Linked DNA regions of Mus musculus: region 1 is linked to region 2. Evidence: chromatin loops called from intact Hi-C (ENCODE). Cell type or tissue: heart. All regions are shown on one strand. Each heading gives the region's core, and the rest is flanking DNA. Links, peaks and the distances in the headings are about the cores only. Region 1 holds the start of Nup85 (nucleoporin 85). Region 2 holds the start of Nt5c (5',3'-nucleotidase, cytosolic).

Region 1 (12,061 bases), core at 2,624-10,623, 73 kb before region 2:
GAGCCAAGGCTGGAGCAGGGGTCCTCCCAGTCAGCCGACTGCAGCGCGCAGAGTGCACAGGGCGGGCGGCTGCCGTCCGCGCACACTCACCAGGTCCCAGAAGTTTTCATGCTTGCTTGGGTTGTCACCGCCCAGGACATCTGCCGACAAACTGTCCACCTCGCACACGTGCAGTCGGACCCAGTCAAGAAGGTGAAGGAGGAGAGGGCCAGCTGAGGAGAGACTCATGTCACACAAAAGAGCTCAGCTTCATCTGCGGCATCTCCACTCCACCCAAGTACAGACACGGACGTGGATTTATAGCAGAGGACCTGACTGGACAGAGGGCTATTTATTCCCTGCAACTAGGAAGGACAGAGGACGACAGGAACCCTGTGATGCTAAGACAGAGTTAGCCTGGGCTAAGTGAGGCTACATGAAACAAACAAATTGGGGTTACCTGGTGCTACTTCAATAAAGAGAATCTCACACAGGTTCCAAATGAGCTCCATGGCTGACAAAATGGAGACCTAGGGAAGAAACGGAGACTAGTTTTAACTGAAACTATTACTGAAACTCGAATGCAAAGCAACAGACAGCAAGAGAGATGGCTTCACAGTCAATAGACTCTGCTGTGCACACATCAGGAGCAGAGTTTGGATCATAGCACACAGATAACAAGCTGGAGACCTGAGCACATCTGAGGCCTCAGCTACAAAGGGAACAGAAAGGAGGGTCACTGCAGCTTGCTGGTGTCCAGCATAGCCAAAATAACACAACTCCCAGGATCAAGAAGAAAGAGAATGAGCAGAGAGAGTGGACATTCAACATCTTCTTCTGTCCTCCACATGCATGCACAGGTACGCTTGTACATACATACACACAATAAAAACTGTTTTAAAAAGGTGACATGTCAGCCGAGGGCATAGCTCAGCAACAGTGTGCATACTTAGCACACCTACAACACTGGAACCAAGACCAGGCACTGCAACAACCGAAAAAGCAAAGCCCAACCTAAGATGCTTTAGGAAGATGAACGTCCCCCACCCCACCCCACCCCCCTCCATCACCCCTTGTTCCAGGGGGAGAGCATACTGTGCCCATCAGAGAAAGCCTATTTTCCCTGTTCATGAGTTAGAAAAGCTCTGGGGTCTCACTGAGGAAAGAGTCCTAGATGTCGCCTTCTAGTCCTGCTGAGTTATAACCACATGCTGCTTGACAACAATTCTGAGTTCATGAGACCAAGCAGTAGTCCTAGAAGCTCGGTTCTCCATCTCAAGTGACAACTCACAAACACCATGTGTTAGGACTCATCTTTTCCACAAGCAATGAAAACCCTGAGTTCCCATGGGCTAAAACCTTGACCAACACTTTCAAAGCCATACTTGCCATCCCAAAGAGCTGCTGATCTACCTGAAAAGGAGAGCCCTCCTGCAACAGGGACCACAAAGCCACCACCCTACGCACTAACACGATGTTGCCAATACAATGAAAGCAGCTACACCTTACCTGGCTGCTGAACTGCCGGCCACTGGCTGGATCTTTAGCAGCAACTAGCAGAATACAAAACACCTTAAGTCAATCAACCTGCACTGAATGTAGCTCATCTCCTAAGCCCTCAGAAGCCCCATACGGTTTTTGCCTTGGTTTCTTTTACCACCCACCCATTTTCATGTGAAACGCTTATGGATCACACATTAAAACAAGGACCTATTATGAACTGCACAGCAGCCTCCTTAAAGGCCTCTGGAGAAAACAGCACCAGATAACGTACTTCAAACACACACAGGGTCCTTACTTGCAACCTGATGCATTTCTTCCATACAGGCCCGTATGACTGAACGGTAATTTTTACTCACTCGAACCAATCTACAAAAAAAATGAAATGACATACAAGATGACATGGAACCGTATCTTGATGCTAGAAAGAGAGAAATCAAAAGACAGGAGACGGGCTGCAACATCAATTCCAGGAGCTCTGAGTGCTCTGGCCTCCAGTACATATAAACTCATGTGGTCACACCATACCACACAACAAACAAACAGCTTTGTCACAGTGGTTTTAAAGTGCGTACTACTGTTGGAAAGGACCAGAGTTCAGTACCCAGCACCCTTATCAGATGGCTCACAACTGGCTGCAATTCTGGTTCTAAGAAACCCAATGTCATCTTCTGATTCCCACAGGTACCTGCACCAATATGCACCTACACATACATGGTTAAAATAAGTCTGGACTGCAAAGACGGCTCAGGTTAAAAGCACTACTGTTGTAATCAAGCCTGTGGCGTATTTTCTCAGTTGATAACTGATATGGGAGGTGCCATCCGAAGCTGGCGGTCCTGGCTGCTGTAAGAAAGCAGACCGAGGGGCTGCAGAGATGGCTCAGTGGTTAAGAGCTCTGACTGTTTTTCCAGAGGTCCTGAGTTCAATTCCCAGCATCCACGTGGTGGCTCAAAACCATCTGTAATGGGATCTGATGCACTCTTCTGGTGTGTCTGAAGAAATAAATCTTTTTAAAAAAAAAACAAGAAAGAAAGAAAGCAGACTGAGCAAGCCACGACAGTATGGCAGTGTGCAGGGCTCCTCCACGGCTTCTGCATCAATTTCTGCTAAAATTCAGTGCTCGATGCTCCAAGCACTGAATTACCACAAGCCTGGTAATCGTGTCTGTAACCCTGAGCTTGAGAAGTAGAGGCAAGAGGACCAGAAACTCAAGGATACACACGTATTTGAGCACATACATAGCCTGGGCTACACAAGTCAGCAGAGTGCATGCCAGGTGTATGAAACCCAGTTTCACCCTCATCTACTTACTGAGCTCAAGGAACGAGCACAACAACAACAACAAAAAAGAGTGAATAATAGGAAAGAAAAAAAACAAACCGTAGCCTGGAGGGCTGGCCCAGTATCACGGCTCAGCAGCTGGGCACTCAAAGGCAGCTCGAGCTCCGCCACCCCAAAAGGAAGCAAAAAAACCAAATCCTGATTCCTTGTCAAAAACACAAGCTTGAGAAGCAAGTCTTTCTTTTCCATTTGCCTTGTCTGCTGACGCCTGTATTTCTTTCATATTAAGACAGGGTCTCGCTTCTGCAGCTCTGGGCGGCCTGGAACTCACTCTGCTGACTACCAGCTCTTAAAGATCTGTCAGCCTCGTTTTTAACTCTTTCAAGAGTGAGATCTAATTCAAGGGCTTCTCTGTCTGAGTCTTCCTTTCACCATATTTATATTATTTTTATTTTGGTCGGTGGTGGTGTTCAAGGGACACATACAAATGAAGTAGGAATCCAAAAGGAAGAGTTGATACATATATATCAAGCCAGTAAGTCTTCCAACAGCATTTACACAATGCACAACTACACCCTAAGAAGATACACAGGAGAACAGGAACCCCGAGGTGCCCCGGCACTCACAAGGATAAGGACGCCTCCCTCTCACGACTTCACTGCAGCCTCAGCACCCACCACTTACTGAGCTTTCCTGGACTTCCCCGACAGTTCTTCCTCAATTTTTTGCAGGCCAACAAAGATTCCATGGGATTCATTGAAGAGTTTTCTCAAAATTTGAGAGTAAACATCCACATCTTTCCGTATGATGTAGATAAAAGGGCAGCTCGGCACCTTCTCTGATTTGCCTGTAACAAAACAGGAAAAAAAGTAACTCAACATCTACCATTTTCCCCAAAAGAGAAAAACATCCCAGTACTTCTAATTCTCTAATTACAAAGCCCGGCTGAGCCTGGGGCACATGTCCACTTTCTCCACCGGTGGGAATGAGACGGGAGGATTAAAACTCAAGGGAAGACTAGTGCACACAGTCGGCCAAGCAAACCAGGTTTACGCCAAAAGAAAAAAAGATTTGTCTTCATCTGGTCTGTGTAGGCTGAGATTACAATACAAGCAGGCAGCACAACACAGACTTCTTTTTTGGTGATATTGATGATCTAATTAAGGACACTGCCCATGCTAAAGAAGTTATCACTGAGCCACTGAGTGATAGCCTACATCCTTGGTTTTTGAGAATGGGTCTGGCAACATATCCCAGGCAGCTGGGGACTCTCTATTCCCCCCGCCAACTCTTCTGCACAGTAGAAAATCTAAGGTTGCAAGCGAGCGTTGCCTGAACCCAGGACTTTGCCTTCAGCTGAGGCAGTCTAACTCACTTCTTTGGGCTTGTTTTTGTTGGGTTTCTCAAGACAAGATTTCTCTGTGTAGCCCTGGTTGACCTAAAACTCATTCTGTAGATCAGGCAGGCTGTGAACTCACAGAACCACCTGCCTCTCTGTCTCCTGAGTGCTGGGATTAAAAGGTGCGTATCTCCACACCTGGGCTATATGGGTCGTTTCTAAAGGTTAATTATAGGAAGGGGGCTGAAGAGATGGTTTGGCGTCTAAGACAACTGGCTGAAATTTCCTGCCTTTAATCCTAACACTCAGGAAAAAAGAGCAAGTAATTTCTGAGTTCAAAGCCAGCTTGGTCTAAACCAAGTACCAGGACAGCCAGGCTACACGGAGAAACCATCTCAAAAAACCAAAACCAAACAAGAAGTACACAGGCAGCTCTTCCAGAAGACCTAAGTTCAACTCCCAACACCCCATATGGCAACTCACATAAATATAGAGTTCTAGTTCCTAGAATCCAATGATCTCATTTGGCCTCTGCGGCACCAAGCACGGAGTGGTGCACAGTTATGCACGTAGACAAAATGCCCATACACAGACTATAAAATTTAAAAATTACTTAATGTCAAGTGTTGAACCACACACCTCAAGTCCCAGCACTCTGGAAGTCGAGGGAAGAAGATGTAGAATTCAAACCTACACAAAGATTGCACAAAGACAAGCCCACTAGGACTACATAGGGGCAACTTGTCTCAAAATAGCAAAAAAACAAAGTTTCAAAAATAAAAATATTGCCAAATAACTCCAGTTTCCTGCCTCAGAGAGTCAACCAATGTGCCAAGACAGATGTGAAAAAGAACTGCCTACCTGTTTGGTTGAAGGAAGTTTCACACAGAAGCATCTCGCCGGGGCCCCAGTCAAAACACATTTGCTTCTTCTTGGAATTCACACCTGGAATCCACTAGTAAGACATAAGGAGGCACAGGAGCTGTTAGCCCTACAACTGTCCATTCAACTTCCAAGTGTAACTGCGAACACCATACACCAGGCGAACAGCCTAGGTCGTATCCAATGATGCTGTGCACATATTCAGACATATACACACTTAAAAAAACATTTTCTAGGTGCAAGAGGAATAGAATACAACGCGACAGAAACTAGTCTATTGTCTCCCGTGAGAACAAATTATGCATTTATTAAGCCTCGGACTAGGACAGCAGGACAGGGAAAGGCCAACTCATCCCTTGGAGTGACCATGTGGGGCTTACACCAATCTCATTCTAACGCCCAAGGGGGGAAAACTAGAGAAGCAGAAAGGTTATAAAAACAAGGGTGATGCAGTGGGGTTTCCGCGAGCCGGCCAGTATTCACAGGACCTAGGGACCACTATTGCCATAACCTAGTTCCCAGTTAACCTGACATTCGGGATGGTGGCAACTGTGTCCAGGGAAGAAGCGTGCGTCCCGCATGTAGGGAGGCAGCCTGAAATGACCAAAGAAACGTAACCCTCACAGTGCAACAAGCCAAGCCACTCCACTCCGATCGCCCTTACAGTTACTGCGGGCTCGCAGTCGAGCTCCTCCATAGCGCCGTGCCCCCCGCGGCTGGGACCCTGCCGCGCGGCCGCTTCTCTGCGCTCAGGCCTCCCGCTCACAGACAGCTGCCAAAGAGGACCCCCTCCAGGGCGGCTTGCGCAGCGCCTGCAGACCTTAGCGCAACAGATCCCTTCGTCTTAGCCAAACACAGCCCCTTGAAGCCTTTCACACATGTTCCACTATTCTAACCTATACAACACATCATGAAAACGGCTCTAGGGCCCACGGGTCCTCAAGGAATGTTCCCAGTAGATCAGGCGGCGCCACAGACAGTCCCACACTAGGTGAGGGAAAGGTCCCCGGAGATGGCGGGAGAGGCGGTGGCTGGGAGGGTGTGCGCATGCGCAGAAGCGTGCTGGCGCATCTATTTCGATTGGAGAGCTACTCCGTCTCTGTAATCCTACTTTATCTCTTAGCGGTAGTTGTGATCCCTCCCTCCTGGTCTGTTATTAGAATATTCTCAGTCCCTTTTCCGAACTCCGACCAGTATAATGCGCTTATTTTGGAATTAGTCTCGGACACATGACATCCGTAAACAACGGGACTTCAATCTTTTATGTACTGGCAACTTTTCTTTCTTTAGGATTATTCTGAACTATTTCTACCTTAAATTGGTGGTCATACATGACTTGGAAGTAGGGCATAGTAACATAAGCCGGAAGATGCAGCACTTGGGAAGTAGAGACTGAAAAATCGGGAGTTCAGAACCAGCCTTAGCTACATGGCAAGGTTGAGCTCGCATCGGGGCTAACTGAGACCCAGACTCAAAAACCAAACTCCCACAAACTTTAAGGAAATAAAGGAAAACCTTTCTGTCAAATTTTTATCCAAATCCTAATCATCAGTGATTTAGGGAGCTAGAGTGTTGGCTCAGTGGTTAAGAGCATACGCTGTTCTTCCCGGGGAACCTGGATCAATTCAAAGCACTCACATACATGTGGAACAGTCCCAGGCAATCTGATGCCCTCTTCTGGCCTCTGTGGAACCAGGCACACACATGTAGTACACAGACATACACAAAACACCAGTATATATACAATAAAATAAATTTTATAATTAACTTTTTAAAAAAGATTGCATGTATGTGAGTAAACTGTCACTGTCTTCAGACACACCAGAAGAGGTCATCAAATCCCATTACAGATGGTTGGGAGCCACCATGTGGTTGCTGGGAATTGAACTCAGGACCTCTGGAAGAGCAGTCAGTGCTCTTAACTGCTGAGCCATCTCACCAGCCCTTAGTCTGTCTGTCTTTATTTTTTTGTTTGTTTGTTGGTTGGGTTTTTTTTTTTCTGTTTTGTGTGTGTGTGTGTGTGTGTGTGTGTGTGTGTGTGTTTGTTTTTCGATACAGGGTTTCTCTGTATAGCCCTATGCCTCCCTAGTGCTGGGTTTAAAGGCGTGTGCCACCACACCCGGCAAGCCCTTAGTTTTTCAAGACAGGGTTTCTCTTTGTAGCTTTGGCTGTCTTTGAACCTAATCTGTAGACCAAGCTGGCCTCAAAGTCAGAGATCTGTCTGCCTCTGCCTCTGGAGTGCTGGGGTTACAGACCTGTGCTACCACCACCCAGTGACAATATTTATTTATTTATTAAAATTATTTATTTTAGGTATGTGAGTACACTGTCTTGAGAACACCAGAAGAGGGCATCAAATTCCTTTACAGATTATTATGAGCCACCATGTGGTTGCTGGGAATTGAACTCAGGACATCTAGAAGAGCAGTCAGTGCTTCTAACTGGTGAGCCATCTCTCCAGCCCCCTTGTTTTTATTTTTCTGTCCGTTGGTTTTTCCTACATGATGTCTGTGTGAGGATGTCAGAAGCCATGGATCTGGAGTTACAGACAGTTGTGAGCTGCCATATGAGTGCTGATGATTGAACCCTGGCCCTTTAGAAGAACAGCCAGTACTCATATGTGTTGAGCTATCTCTCTAGCCTCAAATATGTTTTTTTTATTTTATGTATATGAGTACACTGTAACTATCTTCAGACATACCAAAAGACAGCATCAGGTCCAATTACAGGTGGTTGTGAGCCACCATGTGGTTGCTGGGAATAGAACTCAATTCTCTGAAAGAATAGTCAATGCTCTTAACCACTAAGCTATCTCTCCAGCCCTACCAACAATTTTTTTTTACTGTTTTAACAATTCTTTTTTTATTATTAGATATTTTCTTCATTTACATTTCCAAAGCTATCCCAAACCTCCCCCACACACACCCACTCCCACTTCTTGGCCCTGGCGTTCCCCTGTACTGAGGCATATAAAGTTTGCAAGACCAAGGGGCTTCTCTTTCCAATGATGGCCAACTAGGACATCTTCTGATACATATGCAGCTAGAGACACAAGCTCTGAGGAGTACTGGTTAGTTCATATTTTTGCTCCACCTATAGGGCTGCAGATCCCTTTAGCTCCTTGGGTACTTTCTCTAGCTCCTCCATTGGGGGCCCTGTGAGACATCCAATAGCTGACTGTGATCATCCACTTCTGTGTTTGCTAGGCCACGGCAGTGCCTCACAAGAGACAGTTATATCAGGGTCCTTTCAACAAAATCTTGATGCAATGGTGCCAACAATATTTTTTAAGGAGAAAAGAAAAAAACTTAACATTTTCCCAAGTAAAAGTAGTGATTAAAGCCGGTCATGGTGGCACACACCTTTAATCCCAGCACTCGGGAGGCAGAGGCAGGCAGATTTCTGAGTTCAAGGCCAGCCTGGTCTACAGAGTGAGTTGCCAGGGCTATACAGAGAAACCCTGTCTCGAAAAAAAAAAAAAAAGTAGTGATTAACTGAGCTTGGTAGCTCATGTTTCTAATCCCAGCATTTGGATCTCTGAGGCAGAAGGATAATAAGTTCAAGGCCAGCCTGGGCTATATCACAGACCCTGTCTCCTCAACAAAATGTACCTATGATACCAGTAGCATAATTTGTAACAAAAGATGGTAAGACAACAGTCATTAGCCCAGCCCTCACTATGTAACCCAGACAAGCTTCAAATTCACACTTGTCCTCCTGTCTCAGCCTACAAAACATTTCTTTGTCAGATATGATCTACTATGTCTGACTCTAAAATACTTCTATTTCTCCCCCCCCCCCGGGGGGGGGGAGGTATGTTTGTGTGGATGTGAGTATGTGTGTGGATGTGTGTGTGGATGTATATGTGTTTTTGTGTCTGCTAACCAGTAGTGTGTGAATGTGTGTATACAGGTATTGTTAGCCATTTATTTATAGTAGTGCAGAGGCCAGAGGAAGACATTGGGGTCATACACTATTCATGTCCCTGATTTTTTTTTTTTTTTTTTTGGAGACAGGGTTTCTCTGTATAGCCCTGGCTGTCCTGAAACTCTGTAGACCAGGCTGGCCTCCAACTCAGAAATCCACCTGCCTCTGCCTCTCAAGTGCTGGGATTAAAGGCATGTGCCACCATGCCTGGCCCATGTCTTATTCCCTTGATACATACTCTCTCACTAACAAGGAGCACACATGTAAGTGAGGCTGATATACACTCACACTTGACAATAAACAAACATATGGCTAGAGACTCGACTCAGAGGCTCTTCCTACTTTTACAGAGGACACAAGATCAATTTCCAGCCTCTAGTAGGCAGCTTGCCAGTCTGGAACTCTAGTTTCATGGAATCAGTGGCCTCCACAATACTTAATGTTACACATACATGCTGGCAAACACTCATATATATAAAACATAAATTTTGTTTTTAGTTTTAAAGTAGAGACCTGCCTGCATCAGCCTCCTGCGTGGTGTGTGTGCCATTACCTCCCAACAATTTTTGTTTTGTTTTTTTTGTTTTTTTTGTTTTTTTTTTTTTAAAGATTTATTTATTATATGTAAGTACACTGTAGCTGTCTTCAGATGCACCAGAAGAGGGCATCAGATCTCATTACGGATGGTTGTGAGCCACCATGTGGTTGCTGGGATTTGAACTCAGGACCTTCGGAGGAGCAGTCAGTGCTCTTACCCGCTGAGCCATCTCGCCAGCCCAACAATTTTTGTTTTGTTTTGTTTTTGTTTTGTTTTGTTTTTTTCAAGACAGGGTTTCTCGGTGTAGCCCTGGCTGTCCTGGAACTCACTTTGTAGACCAGGCTGGCCTCGAACTCAGAAATTCACCTGCCTCTGCCTCTCAAGTGCAGGGATTAAAGGCGTGTGCCACCACACCTGGCCCAACAATTATTTTTAAAAAAAAGCGAGACAGGTTAAATAAAAATTATCAGCTGAGGGCTGAAGAGATGGCTAATCAGTTAAGAGTACTGACTGTTCTTCCAGAGGTCTTGAGTTTAATTCCCAGCAACCATGGCTCACAACCATCTGTAATGGGATCTGATGCCCTCTTCTGGTGTGTCTGAAGACAGCTACAGTATACTCATATACATAAGATAAATAAATAATTAAAAAATATATCAGCAGAGCATGTTGATGCCTCCTTGAAATTCCAGAATTTGAAAGGCTTAAGCAAGAGAATTGCCATGACTTTGAGTCCAAGAAAACTACATCTCAAAGACTAAAAATTAAAAAGAAGTAAGCTGTACAAAGTCAAGTGAATGTTTGGGGTTCTTTTGTTTGTTTGATTGATTTATTTTTTCGAGACAGGGTTTCTCTGTGTAGCCCTGGCTGTCCTAGAACTCACTCTGTAGACCAGGCTGTCCTCGAACTCAGAAATCTGTCTGCTTCTGCCTCCCAAGTGCTGGGATCAAAGGCATGTGCCACCACTGCCCGGCATGCTTGCCTGATTCTTACAGACAAGAAGAAAGTATCAGGTCCCCTGGAAGTGGAATTAGAGACACTTGGGAACCTTCTGATGCAGGTGTACAGAAGTGAATCTGAGTCCTCTATAAGAGCAGCAATGGGGCTAGTGAGATGGCTCAGAGGGTAAGAGCACTGACTGCTTCTCCGAAGGTCCTGAGTTCAATTCCCAGCAACCACATAGTGGCTCACAACCACCCATAATGAGATCTGATGCCCTCTTCTGGTGTGTCTGAAGTCACCTACAATGTACTTATGTATAATAATAATAATAATAATAATAATAATAATAATAATAAAATCTTTAAAAGAAAAAAAAAGAGCAGCAATGTTCTCAGCATTGAGCCATCTCTCCAGGCTCAATGGTCCCCAGCTCCTTTTTTTCCAGACAGAGTTTCTCTATAAAGTTCTGACTGTCCACTGTCCAGGAACTTAGTGGGTAGGCCAAGTTGACCTTGAACTCAGAGATCCACTTGCCTTTGGCTCCCTTGTACTGGAATTAAAGGTGTAGGCTCCCTTGCCCAGTCTAATCTTGAACTCTGTTTCTTGAGGGGGGATTGGTTTTGGTGCTTGAAACAGGGTCTTTGGGGCTAGAGAGATGCTCTGTGGTTAAGAGCACATATTGAACTTCCTGCGGACCTGAGTTGGATCCCCTGCACATATGGCCATGTGGCTTACAATTGCCTTTAACCACAACTCCTTGGGGATCTGACAGCTTGGACCTCTGTGGGTACTTGTACTTATGTGCATACATACACACACACACACACACACACACACACACACACACACACACAACACACACACACATAGCATCACTAAAATAACAAGTGCTAGGCACAATGGCACAGGTCTTTGATCCCAGCACCTGGGAGGCAGAGGCAAACAGATCTCTGTGAATTTAAGGCAAGCCTGGTCTACAAATTGAGTCCAGGACAGCCAGCTGGTTACACTCAGAAACCCTGACTTGAAAAACCAAGATAGATAGATAGATAGATGGATAGATAGATAGATAGATGTTGTGTCTGGCCAGTAGATCACAACATGGGTTCTAGCCTGGAAAGGCATTTTGGAAACCTGGAAGAGAAGAGGGACTGGGCTGCGCTAGATAAGGAAGGAACCAAGACAAAGCTCTCTGCTCAAGGTTCAATTTTTACTATTTCGGCACTCAGTTATAAAGGAAGGGGGAGAGGCCCAATTCCAGCCAAATAATCTTGGGGTCCAGTAGCAGGGTAACCACGTGATGGCTTCAGAACAGCAAAGCAGCAGGTTCCAGCAGTAGGCGTGGCAGAAAGATTGAGCGGGAAGCTCCACCCCTGAGCAAGCAGGTTTCAGGCTGGGGGAGGGGAGACTATAGATAGATAGATAGATAGATAGATAGATAGATAGATAGATAGATAGATAGGAAGGAAGGAAGGAAGGAAGGAAGGAAGGAAGGAAGGAAGGAAAGAAAAGACAAAAAAAATGACACAGGATCTTTCTACATAACCTTAGCTGTCCTGGAATTCACCATGTAGAGAAAGCTGGCCTTGAACTCACAAAGATCCAGTTGCTTCTTCCTCCCCAGTGCTGGGATTAAAGGGGACAGACCTTGAATTCCTGATCACCCTCCA
Region 2 (12,061 bases), core at 1,392-9,391:
CCCCACCATAGCTGCCCACTGTAGTACAGGGCTGTGCCCCACCATAGCTGCCCACTGTAGTACAGGGCTGTGCCCCACCATAGCTGCCCACTAGTACAGGGCTGTGCACCACCATAGCTGCCCACTGTAGTACAGGGCTGTGCCCCACCATAGCTGCCCACTGTAGTACAGGGCTGTGTACCACCATAGCTGCCCACTGTAGTACAGGGCTGTGCCCCACCATAGCTGCCCACTGTAGTACAGGGCTGTGCCCCACCATAGCTGCCCACTGTAGTACAGGGCTGTGCCCCACCATAGCTGCCCACTAGTACAGGGCTGTGCACCACCATAGCTGCCCACTGTAGTACAGGGCTCTGTACCACCATAGCTGCCCACTGTAGTACAGGGCTCTGTACCACCATAGCTGCCCACTGTAGTACAGGGCTGTGCCCCACCATAGCTGCCTACTGTAGTACAGGGCTGTGCCCCACCATAGCTGCCCACTGTAGTACAGGGCTCTGTACCACCATAGCTGCCCACTGTAGTACAGGGCTGTGTACCACCATAGCTGCCCACTGTAGTACAGGGCTGTGCCCCACCATAGCTGCCCACTGTAGTACAGGGCTGTGCCCCACCATAGCTGCCCACTGTAGTACAGGGCTGTGTACCACCATAGCTGCCCACTGTAGTACAGGGCTGTGCCCCACCATAGCTGCCCACTGTAGTACAGGGCTGTGCCCCACCATAGCTGCCCACTAGTACAGGGCTGTGCACCACCATAGCTGCCCACTGTAGTACAGGGCTCTGTACCACCATAGCTGCCCACTGTAGTACAGGGCTGTGTACCACCATAGCTGCCCACTGTAGTACAGGGCTGTGCCCCACCATAGCTGCCCACTGTAGTACAGGGCTGTGCCCCACCATAGCTGCCCACTGTAGTACAGGGCTGTGCACCTCCATAGCTGTCCAGGATGGGCTTTTCTACCTCTGATCCTTTGTGTAGGATCAGACTAACATTTAACACTGTCTTAGCACCGGGGCAGATGTAGGAGGCCCTGACTTTGAACCCCTGCAGCTGTCCTGGAACTCACTTTGTAGACCAGGCTGGCCTCGAACTCAGAAATCCGCCTGCCTCTGCCTCCCCAGTGCTGGGATTAAAGGCGTGTGCCACCATGCCCGGCTTTTTTTTTTTTTCCCCTGCAGCCAGTCTTTTCTGTTCCCTTGTCACCTTCACTGTCATCCCATCCCATCATGTGTTCCCACCCCCAATACCAAGGTAGGTTTCTACCTTGAGATCAATAATGGCTAGTGTTCAGTGATGCAAGCTGCAAAGGGAGAGTCCACATAGCTACAACAGACTGCCACACAAACAAGGTGACAGGAAACTTTCTGGGGTGGATGGACAGGAAGGTTCAGGTTGACTGTCACAATGTCCACTTGTGTTTCTGACAGGCTGGGCTCCCTTGCTGGTTATTTGAGCCTAGTACTTACTGGCAAAGCCAGACCTTGGAACTGCTAGGTGTATCTTTAAGAGTAGAGATTACAGGGCCGGAGAGATGGCTAGCAGTTAAGACTTTACTGCAGGGCAGGAGCAAAAGAGAGCTAGATGTTCTAGAGGTCCCAAGTTCAATTTCCAGCAACCATATGGCGGCTCACAACCATCCTGTAATGGGATCTGATGCTCTCTTCTGGTGTGTCTGCAGAGATGGACACATACTCATAGACATAAATCTTTTAAGAAAGCATAAACTAGGTTGTTCTAAAACATTTTACATGTTTGACTGACAGCTGTAGCCTACAATCATTTCTGTGTACTGCAACAGGCTAGCTTGCTGAATGGGTGGGCCATGGCTTTTAAAGGCCTGATTTTCCACTATGAATCTCAGGGAGTAAACCTGTACCCATCCTTCTGAGCCTCCGAGCAAGGGTGGGGCTCCTGGGAAGGGAGTTACCTGGCTGGTGTTCTAACTTGACAGTTGGCCTTAACTTTTATTATAGAGATAAGCACCTGGTGGCAGGTGTTTTGAGGGAGTGGAGGTTCAGCCAGACTCCATTATTGGAGCAGATTTTAGGGGACTGTCTGGAAACATTTGTAGGAGGGGGTTTAACACCCCAAGATAGAAAAGATTCTGTAAAGTCAGATCTTCAAACCATTTTATAAATGGGGTTCGTATGCTTGCTTGGAGGGTTGCTTAGTGCTAAAGAACATTTGCTGGGCCAGGCAGCGGTAGCACACATTTAATCCCAACATTCAGGAAGCAAAGGCAGGTGGATCTCTTGTGAGTTTGAGGCCAGCCTGATCTACAAAGAGAGCTCCAGGACAGCCAGGGCTATGCAGAGAAACCCTGTCTCAAGACAAGAGCATTCACTGTCTTGCAGAAGACCCAGGTTCAGTTCTCAGCACCCTCTTAGCAGCTCACAGCTGGTTCTAACTCTCGCTCCACGGCCTTGAAGCTTGATGGCCTCTGAATGCTTGCAAGTGGCGCACAGATATTCACGTGAGGGGGCAGAGGTGGAGGCAGAGGTATCTGGAATTAGTGGCAAGCCCAGGTAGGGAGTGAATTTGAGGCAAACTTGGATGCATAAAACCCTGTTGCAGCCGGGCGTGGTGGCGCACGCCTTTAATTCCAGCACTCGGGAGGCAGAGGCAGGTGGATTTCTGAGTTCGAGGCCAGCCTGGTCTACAAAGTGAGCTCCAGGACAGCCAGGGCTATACAGAGAAACCCTGTCTCAAAAAAACAAAAACAAAAACAAAAACAACAACAACAAAAAAAACCCTGTTGCAAAAAAAGTAAGGGGTGTGTGTCCAGGAGATGTTGGGAGAAGCCTGAGTTAAATAGGGTAAAGATACAATATGTATGGGATACAATATGTATGTATGGGATTCTCAGAATATTTTAAAAGTTACTGAAAGGGCAGGAGAGAAAAAACAGCAGATGAACTTTAACTCAGTTTATGTGAAAATTGGTTTGGCTTAGTGAAAATTCAGTCCCTAAGTAAGAATTCACCGGGATATGTTGTTGTTGGTTTGTTTTACCAGTTTTGTTTGCTTTTTTGTGTTTTTAAAAAAAATGTTTATAAGGAAAAAAACAAAAAATAAATAAAAATAAAAAGAATAAAGGAAGAAAAGAAAAAAATTGTTTATTTTATTTTTTTAAAAGGTTCTATATTTTATTACTAGACAAACACCCTAATTTAAGACATGAGCAAGTCTCCAGGTTAAAAATGTTGAAATCTGTCTGGTAGGACTGATTGCTGACCACAACTCAGTATAAACCCTCAGTCTTGCCATTGTGTGAATCCTTACAGACCCAGCTTTGTTCTCCTCCAGTGTCTTCTAAGAGAAGAGTTGAACCTGACGTTGTTACCAGTTTTCATCCGGATCCACTGAGGAATGGGGCGATTTTGCTTTTGTTTCTTGGCCAGGAATCGCTTGATTCGGAAAGTCTTGTGAGAAGACATGGCAAGAAGCCGAATCAGGCGTAATGCGCAGGATGGCAGAGGAAAGGAGAACCGAATCAGGCGTAATGCGCAGGATGGCAGAGGAAAGGAGAAGAGCTTTTTTTATTTTTAATTTCATTTATATGAGTACACTGTAGCTGTCTTTAGACACACCCGAAGAAGGCATCAGATCCCATTACAGATGGTTGTGAGCCACCATGTGGTTGCTGGGATTTGAACTCAGAACCCGGGGAAGAGCAGTCTGTACTCTTAACCGATGCTGAGCCATCTCTGCAGCCCAAATTTGTTTAAGATAAGGTCTTCACTAAGTAGCTCTGGCTGTCTTGGAACTCAGAGGTCTGCCTCCTGGGTGTGAGGATTAAAAATGTGCGCCACTACACTCTGCTCCTTTGTTGTTTTAAACTGGCTTTTCTTCAAGTGAGATGTCGGGCTCCATGCTGACAAACTTCTGCCATGGGTTAGAAGTCATGTCTTATCGGGGTGTAGCAGTGCCCACCTTTAAACCCAGCACATGGAAGGCAGAAGCAGGCAAACCTCGGGGAGTTTGAAGCCAGTCTGGTTCACAGAGTTTCAGGACAGCCAGGGCTATGTGGAGAAACCCTGAGTCGGGGGTGGGGGGGGAGTCATTACTCAAATCTGCATTTATAGGTTGGAAAATTGATGTGATGTCGCCATTGACTCTGAAATCTACAAGAATAAGTTGTGTCTCTGTGTGTGAACGCTTAACATTTTCTAGAGGGACATACAAGTTTTCGATTCTACCGGAGACCTCGGGTCCACAGGAAAAAGTAGTGGACGCAGATTGAAAACAATGTTACTGTTTCAAACCAAGTCTGGCTTATGAGTCCGGTCTCTTGAGAGCCCAGCTCATGCCCAGCTCATGCCCACGGTTGTCTTTAAGGGGTCCTTCTCATCCCTTGAACTGGGAGACTCACGATCCTGTCAGCTTCCAGCCTGGACAAACATGGGAGAGGCAAAGGATGCATTCAGCATGCGAAGCAGGTTCCCCATTGCCAAGAAAGTATTTCGGATCTTAGAGGTTATGGGAGAGGGATTCTGATGCTGCACATGAGCGGCAGCCCCGTAAGGGACGCAATGCCATCCTGGGCACCTGGTTGGCCACTCTGTGCAAATGAACAAAGTCCGGCCCGCCCCTACCCCGGTCCCGGAAGCTTGTTTCCGGGTCTGGCATCTTCCGTGCTTGCCGCTGTGCTCTGCGGAGACACCGGGCGTGGCAATGGCGGTGAAGCGGCCCGTGCGCGTGCTGGTGGACATGGACGGCGTGCTAGCTGATTTCGAGTCCGGCCTCCTGCAGGGTTTTCGCCGCCGCTTTCCCGAGGAACCGCACGTGCCGCTGGAACAGCGCCGGGGCTTCCTCGCCAACGAGCAGTACGGAGCTCTGAGGCCGGACCTGGCGGTAGGAGACCCGATGGGGAACCTCTAGGCTGAGTTCTCTTCTAGGCAGCCAAGCTGTGCGAATCCACAGTTCACCCCCGAACCAGAAAGCTTGAAAGGGTACACACACACACACACACACACACACACACACACTAGAACCGAGGTCTCCTGCAGAATCTTTGTGTGTGTGTGTGTCCTCTTTGGGGCTCCCCCTACTGGAAAGCAGGAGCGGGACCAAGATCTCTCTCTTTCAGGAAAAAGTGGCCAGTGTGTATGAATCTCCAGGCTTTTTCCTAAACTTGGAGCCCATCCCTGGGGCCTTGGACGCTTTGCGAGAGATGAACGACATGAAAGAGTAAGGAGGGTGAGGAGGGGGCGGCGGGAAGACGGCCAGTGCCCCAGGCCTAACTGCACCCCTTCTCCGCAGCACCGAGGTCTTCATCTGCACCACCCCACTGCTGAAGTACGACCACTGTGTGGGCGAGAAGGTGCCGGCGCCTGCGCTGATTTAAAAAAATAAACCAGAAAATGGGGGCTGGGTGAAAGGGGTCCCGCGTGTTTGAGGGCTAGTCCCACTTAAGCCCCCATGCCTTACTTATCTTGCATTCTGAGCCTAGCAAGTTCCACTGACCTCTCCCCACCCCTCCCGCCTATACAGTACCGCTGGGTGGAGCAGAACCTGGGGCCAGAGTTTGTGGAGCGGATTATCTTGACTAGGGACAAGACGGTGGTCATGGGAGACCTGCTCATTGATGACAAAGACAACATTCAAGGTTGGGCCAGCCAGTTAACCTTGACAACCCCCAGGCATCTGGCCTGCTGGGATTAAGGAGGAGTAAAAATGACCCAATTACAGAGCGCACGCTGTCTTTACTGCCCAGGCCTAGAGGAGACCCCAAGCTGGGAGCACATCTTGTTCACCTGCTGCCACAATCAGCACCTGGCCCTGCCCCCCACCAGGAGACGGCTGCTTTCCTGGAGTGACAACTGGAGGGGGATCATTGAGAGCAAGCGAGCCAGCCTGTGAAGGACCCTGAGGTGGACAGGACCCTGCCTGGACAGGTGACTTTCTTTAATCAGGGAGCCACTTGAACAGACTGCTTTCCGGCTCCTCCCAGGAGGCCTACACGGGAAAGAAGGAGACTAGCACACAAATACAGTGGAGAAAATCAGGAGGTTTTTAATAAAAATAAAAACCAAACGCGAGGCTTTGGATCTTTGATGCTCCTTTTCCTTTTCAGCTCAGGATGGGAGCGGGAGCCTTCCTTCATCCAGTGGCTGTACGACAGCCCCTCTCCAGCCCTTGTAGATCTCCTTCCTCAGCTTTCGTTGTCCATCTGAGGGGGGACAATGCTGAGTGATCAGGGCCCCCATTTTCCCTAAACTCCACTTCCTGTCAGGACTGCTCTTCGCTTATCCCCTAATTCCATTTTTTCTTCTCAGTGGCAGAGGAGGGCGGGGTAACCAGTTACAGGAGCTCGTTAGACTCTATCGGACCTTTGTGGTCAGGAACTCACTAGGTGGACCAGACTCATCGCTATCCCGCTCCTGTCTCTCAAGGGATTAGATTAGAGGTTGGGCCGCCATGGTCCCCTGACATTAGTTTCTAGGTGTCTTTATGGAAGGTCTGCATCTGAGTCCTGAGGGGTTGACAGTACCTACTGGAGGCTTGTGGCTCCTGAGAGAATGGCAGGAAGCAGACTGGGATAGCCCATGAAAGGTTCATGTTCAGGGCTCCCACCCAAGTGTCAGAAGATCTGACCCATAGGCAAAGGGGGCCAGAGCAACTCTTTTGAAAAGACAGGGATGCCACACTTGGCAGCTGGCACATGAGTGGTCCACAGCCTGGTAAAACAGAAGTCACTGTCTTGCTGTCTAACCCAAGGATCCTATGTAGGGCCTCTCCAGAGAGACAAGGCATGCCCGGGTGCCCTCAGTTCTCCTTCATTCTGCTCTCACACCTGTAGGGCCTTGTTCTTCATGCCCAATGGCCATTTAGTTAACACTCATTAAGCTGTGACACCCAAGGGAAGACACTTCACCTCTGCATTCCTCTTAGGGCGCCTCGCAGAGAGCAGGGCTGTGTGGATAGTTGTTTCTGTTCTGCAGAGCTCTCCAAGTCAATGCTACCATGCCCAGATACTCAGCCTCAACACGGGAGGAGTCAACCCACGGCATTTCCCCAGACAATAAGGCTGATTGATCTCTAGCCATCAAAATTACTCTGGACACTCATGGTACTGGCCACTCTCCCAGGGGCACAGCTTCTTACACGAGGGCATTAGCTGGGCACTGGGGGCAGCAGAGGTGGTGGTCTGTCTGTAGTTTATTGATTGCCAGTCCATGAAAGCCATACCAGCTTTGGTTCTCCTCTAAGCATCTCAAGTCTGGCTTCGTCCCTCCTCCTGTTTTCCCTGGATGCAAACGCCTGTCATGCCAAGACTGCAGCTTGCATGCAGCTGAACAAGCACCACTTTGCGCAGGATGGGCTCAGGATGCTATTAGCCTTCTGCTTCCTATACCTGTGGCAGGATCTTTAAGTGTCCTTGGGTCAGGGCTGCTGTGGGGCCTCAGTCTTTGGCAGTGGGATCCCCAGGGCAGAATGGGCCTGCTGGCTGTGGGCCTCAGCCACCTGGCTCGGCGAGCAGAAGTCCTCTAGGAATATCTGGGCCAGGTTCCGGAGCCGTGTGCTGGCAGAGATGGAGAAGCGCAGCATGCACTGGACCACGGGCAGGGAGGTCAGCTCGGGATGGGAGCGGGAGCCTGGCGAGCTCAGGTACATGAGAGTGGTGACAGCAGACAGCACCGTCTCCTCGTCAGGACTGGACAGGCAGCCGATGATGAGCGGGAGGCCCCCCGCCTGCAGGACGTGCTCCTTGTTGGCCTTGTCCGCGCACAGGTTGCAGAGCCCCCCTGGAGAGAGGCAAAGGTGGATGAGCCGGGTGCCTGGGTTCTGGTTTTCCTCTGTCTCGCCTCCCAGCCTCTCTCTGGCTAGTGAGTCCTGAGGAAGCACTTGGGCCTGGGGAGAAGTCTGCCTGTGGACAGGGACTGCAAGGTCACCAAGACCCAGTCCTCTGCCAAGGCTTCAGGAGTCCACCCTGGGAGTCACCCTGACTTCTGTCCCCAGCATCAGCCCTCCCCCAAAAGGATAGTGAGAAAGAAAAAGAAACCAGAAACCTCACGACATGCTAAGTCTAAGTAAATTACAGCAAGCTCATTGGATAAAAAATACCATGTAGAGCTTAAAAATAATGTCTCCAGGCTAGATAAGTGGCTCAACAGCTAAGACAGTGTATGGCCCTGGCAGAGGACCTGAGTTTGATCCCCAGGACCCCCAGTGGATAGCATGAATTCCAGCTTCAGGGGGTATTAAACCCCTTCTGGCCTCTGTGGACATCTGTATTCACGTGCACTCGTACACACACACACACACACACACACTATTAAAATGAAAGGTAGTGTCTTCAGGAGAGTTTTGGGGGCTAGCTTTGAGAAAGACTTGCTCTGAAGCCTAGGTTTGCCTGGAATAGTGTCCCACCCTGGCCTCCTGAGTGCTGGGTTATATATAGGCTTGCCCTAAAACACCAATATAAAAGTCTGCTTTCACCGCTAGGCATGGCTACATCCCTGTCTCAAAGACAAAACAAGCGGGGTAGAGAGATGGCTCAGTGTCTAAGAATACTTCCTGCTCTCCTTGAGGACACAAGTTCTGTTCCCAGGACCCACACCAGGCAGCTCTGAACCACTGGTAACTCCAGCTCCAGGGAATCTAAAAACCTGGCCTCCGTAGGACCCCATGGTGAACACGCAGCATTCACACACAGATATATGGTGTACACACAGCACTCACACACAGATAGGCCTCATATATGAATAGAAACAAACAGACAAACCCCACAAGGACTGGAGAGACGGCTCGGCACATCCTGCTCTTCTGCCTGTAACTACAGCTTCATAGGATATGACGTCCCTCTTTGGCCTTCATCAGCACCTGTGTCCACATGAACCTACCCACCCCTCCTCCTACGCCACATACACACATACATTAAATAAAAATTTTAGAAATCCTAAAGATAAACAAAACAAAAATATAAATTTTAGAGTTTGGGAAATGGCTCAATTGTTAAAAGTACTCGGCTAAGTTTGATCCTAGCACCAATATAAATAAGCCAGACATAATTATGTGGGTCTGTAACATCTTCACTGTGGGGGTAGAGACAGGAATGTATATGTGTATGTGTGTGTGTGTGTGTGTGTGTGTGTGTGTGTGTGTGTGTGTGTGTGTGATTGGTGAGCTCCAAATTCAATGAGAGACCCTGTCTTCAAAACCCACAGCCGGGCCGTGGTGGCGCACGCCTTTAATTCCAGCACTTGGGAGGCAGAGGCAGGCGGATTTCTGAGTTCGAGGCCAGCCTGGTCTACAAAGTGAGTTCCAGGACAGCCAGGACAGCCAGGGTTACAGAGAGAAACCCTGTCTCAAAAAAACAAAAACAAAACAAAACAAAACGAAAAAACCCAACCAACCCCCAGTGCAGAGCCACAGAAGATCACCCTCAGCATTCGCCCCTGGCCTCCGTACTCAAGAACACACACATAGAAAGAATTAACTTTTGTGTGTGTGGGTGTATGTGGCAGTGTCTCACAGTGTAGCTCTAGCTGGTCTGGAACTTGCTATGTAGACCAGGTTGGCCTTGAGCTCAGAGAGATTCATCTGCCTCTGCCTCCCAAATGCCTGCGCCACCATGCTTCCCTATAACCAGATTTAGTGGAGGCGGAAGGAGAGAAAATACTGGGAGAAAGGACCGAAACTGGAGGAGGGCATTTCCAGAGTAGACATGTAGTGCAATCGAAGTCCAAGGGACCTAGGTGAGAAACCCTAGCAAAGTCTCCCAGACACAGAGACTGGACTTCTGTAACCAGGCAAGGCCTCAAGGATAGGGACTGGGCCACCAACCCAGCCAACACATCTTCAACCTTCAGTGTGTCCTGCCTGCAGTGTGTCCTGCCTGCAGTGTGTCCTGCCTGCAGTGTGTCCTGCCTGCAGTGGGTCCTGCCTGCAGTGTGTCCTGCCTGCAGTGTGTCCTGCCTGCAGTGTGTCCTGCCTGCAGTGTGTCCTGCCTGCAGTGTGTCCTGCCTGCAGTGTGTCCTGCCTGCAGTGTGTCCTGCCTGCAGTGTGTCCTGCCTGCAGTGTGTCCTGCCTGCAGTGTGTTCTGGGACAGGAGCCTAGCAGCATCACCATCAAAGAGAGCAAGGAGACTTCATGCAGAGTCTCCCAGGCAAGCGTCAGGTGGAGCCCAGAGGCACACAGAGATCAGGGAGCCTGCAGCCTCTGACCTAGGTCCTCTGCAGATGCTTGGCTGAGCTCCTGGTGCTCCTGTGGGAGTCCTGGGGGGAAGCAGGGCTTGCCCCGACTCTTGCCTACCGTGGGACCCTTTTTTGTCCTAGGGCTGCCTTGCCCAGCCTTGCCATGATGGCGTGTGCCTGCTCTTACTGCAGCTTGATATGCCGTGTTTGGTTGATGTCCCTAGGAGGCCTGCTCTTTTTGGATCTGGGAGAGAGAGAAGGTGGGAGGGAGAGACTCAGGAGAGGGGAGGAGGAGAAGGGAGAGGGGAGGGAGGGAAAACTGCCATAGGGATGAGAATATATAAAAGAATTTTTTTTTTTTAAAGATTTATTTATTTATTATATGTAAGTACACTGTAGCTTTCTTCAGACACTCCAGAAGAGGGCGTCAGATCTTGTTACAGATGGTTGTGAGCCACCATGTGGTTGCTGGGATTTGAACTTCAGACCTTCGGAAGAGCAGTCGGGTGCTCTTACCCACTGAGCCATCTCACCAGCCCCATAAAAGAATTTTTTAAGATTTAAAATATATTTTTAAAAGCTAGCTTTAGGACAGAGCTTGCATGATCTCACTTAAATAAGGACCGAAGCCATGTGAAAGCAATCCACAGGGACAAAGCTAAGAGCTGTGCCCACCTGGGGTATGTGGGAGAAACAAGACACAGCTTGACTAAGGAGCTGCTGGTGCACATGGGAGCACACCTTAATGGACTCAAGGATTAATTAAACTGCCACTTGTGTCCATTCATCAGACGCCCAGATAGTTACAAACCAGAAAGGGTGGACCGGGCGTGGCTGCGGTGGACGCTTGCGAGGGCTCCTGGGCTCCATCCTAGTACCACCAAAAAGAAAGAGAGGAGAGCAAGCCCTGACTAGCTGAAGAATTTGCTTTGGGCGGACAGAGATGGGGGCGGGGTGGAAGAGCTAGAGGCAAGAGGCAAAGGCTGGGCTCTGTTGGACACCAGTAACCATAGAAACCCCTGAAAGATGGAACCTGAGATGAGAGAGCTGGACTTGGAGAAACAGGCGACAAGTAGGAGCTGGTGCTGGGAAGGGCTCAAAGGGATTTCCTGGGGGTTAAAACGGTGGGCAGGCGGTGGGAGCGCATGGCTTTCATCCCAGCACTTGGGAGACAGCTAGATGCAGGCAGATCCCTGAGTTCAAGGCCAGCCTGGCCTACACAGAGAGACAAGAAAGTGAAAACAAAAATAAGGTGTCAGTGAGATTGCAGGTAAGGGTACCTGAGCATGCCTGGTAACCAAAGTCCAACTCAGGGACCCACGTTAGGGTGGGAGGAGAACACTGACTCCGCACAGTTGTCCTGTGACCCCCACATACATGCAATGGCATGTATACACGCCCCTCCCACATTACATGCACAATCATAATGCAATACATTTTTATAAAAAAATAAACAAAAAAGCCTCACTGGGCACTAATCTGTTCTTAGGTTTTACTTCAGCACCCTGAAAATGCTTGTTGCCGGCTGTGAGTAAGAGGAAAATACACACGAAACGTACTTCTATTGATGTATATATGCATGTATGCACATGATAAGGCCTTCCTGTGTAGCCCTGGAGGGCCTGGAATTCCTCCATGTAGACTAGGCTGGCCTTGAACTTCTGGAGATCCACTAGCCTCTGCCTCCCAATGCTGGGATTACATCATGGACCACCATGCTGGGATCACTTTCTTGAATTCTGGAAATCCTGTACCATACTGGTCAGCTGTGTCAATTAAAACACACATAACTGTTAGGCCTAAAATAAACCTGCTTTATCTCAAACTAGAAGAGACACTCTGCCTAGGGCTCCCAAGTAGCTGGGACTGTGTACACCCGACATTATACTTTACTGGAAAAGAAAATGACAGGGGCGGA

The links. Hi-C counts contacts between places; a loop is a spot of excess contacts. Peaks named below come from ENCODE experiments on the same cell type or tissue, not always from the same donor. Only the 100,000 strongest peaks of a DNase experiment are listed, where the experiment ranks them.
Region 1: it touches region 2 in a loop (2.4-fold over the local background); 3 of 42 quality-filtered maps call a loop at or near these places.

Annotation. Positions count from the first base shown.
Region 1 is chr11:115,558,150-115,570,210 of GRCm38, reverse strand. Nup85 (nucleoporin 85) reads right to left here and starts at 5,767. Exons shown (of 19, transcript NM_001002929.4): 1 at 5,649-5,767; 2 at 4,964-5,057; 3 at 3,448-3,610; 4 at 1,778-1,848; 5 at 1,489-1,532; 6 at 440-509; 7 at 91-212. The coding sequence starts at 5,681. In heart, for the core only: CTCF peaks have their summits at 5,763 and 6,682 (motif pointing left); a DNase peak (open chromatin) is centred at 5,990; H3K4me3 peaks cover 2,209 bases; H3K27ac peaks cover 1,648 bases.
Region 2 is chr11:115,484,404-115,496,464 of GRCm38, reverse strand. Armc7 (armadillo repeat containing 7) reads right to left here. Exons shown (of 3, transcript NM_177778.5): 3 at 5,999-7,752. The coding sequence ends at 7,391. Nt5c (5',3'-nucleotidase, cytosolic) reads left to right here and starts at 4,651. Exons shown (of 5, transcript NM_015807.1): 1 at 4,651-4,858; 2 at 5,094-5,194; 3 at 5,267-5,327; 4 at 5,498-5,612; 5 at 5,721-6,040. The coding sequence starts at 4,679. The coding sequence ends at 5,866. It also overlaps the pseudogene Gm11694. In heart, for the core only: a CTCF peak has its summit at 5,053 (motif pointing left); DNase peaks (open chromatin) are centred at 4,614, 5,824 and 7,714; H3K4me3 peaks cover 2,425 bases; H3K27ac peaks cover 2,213 bases.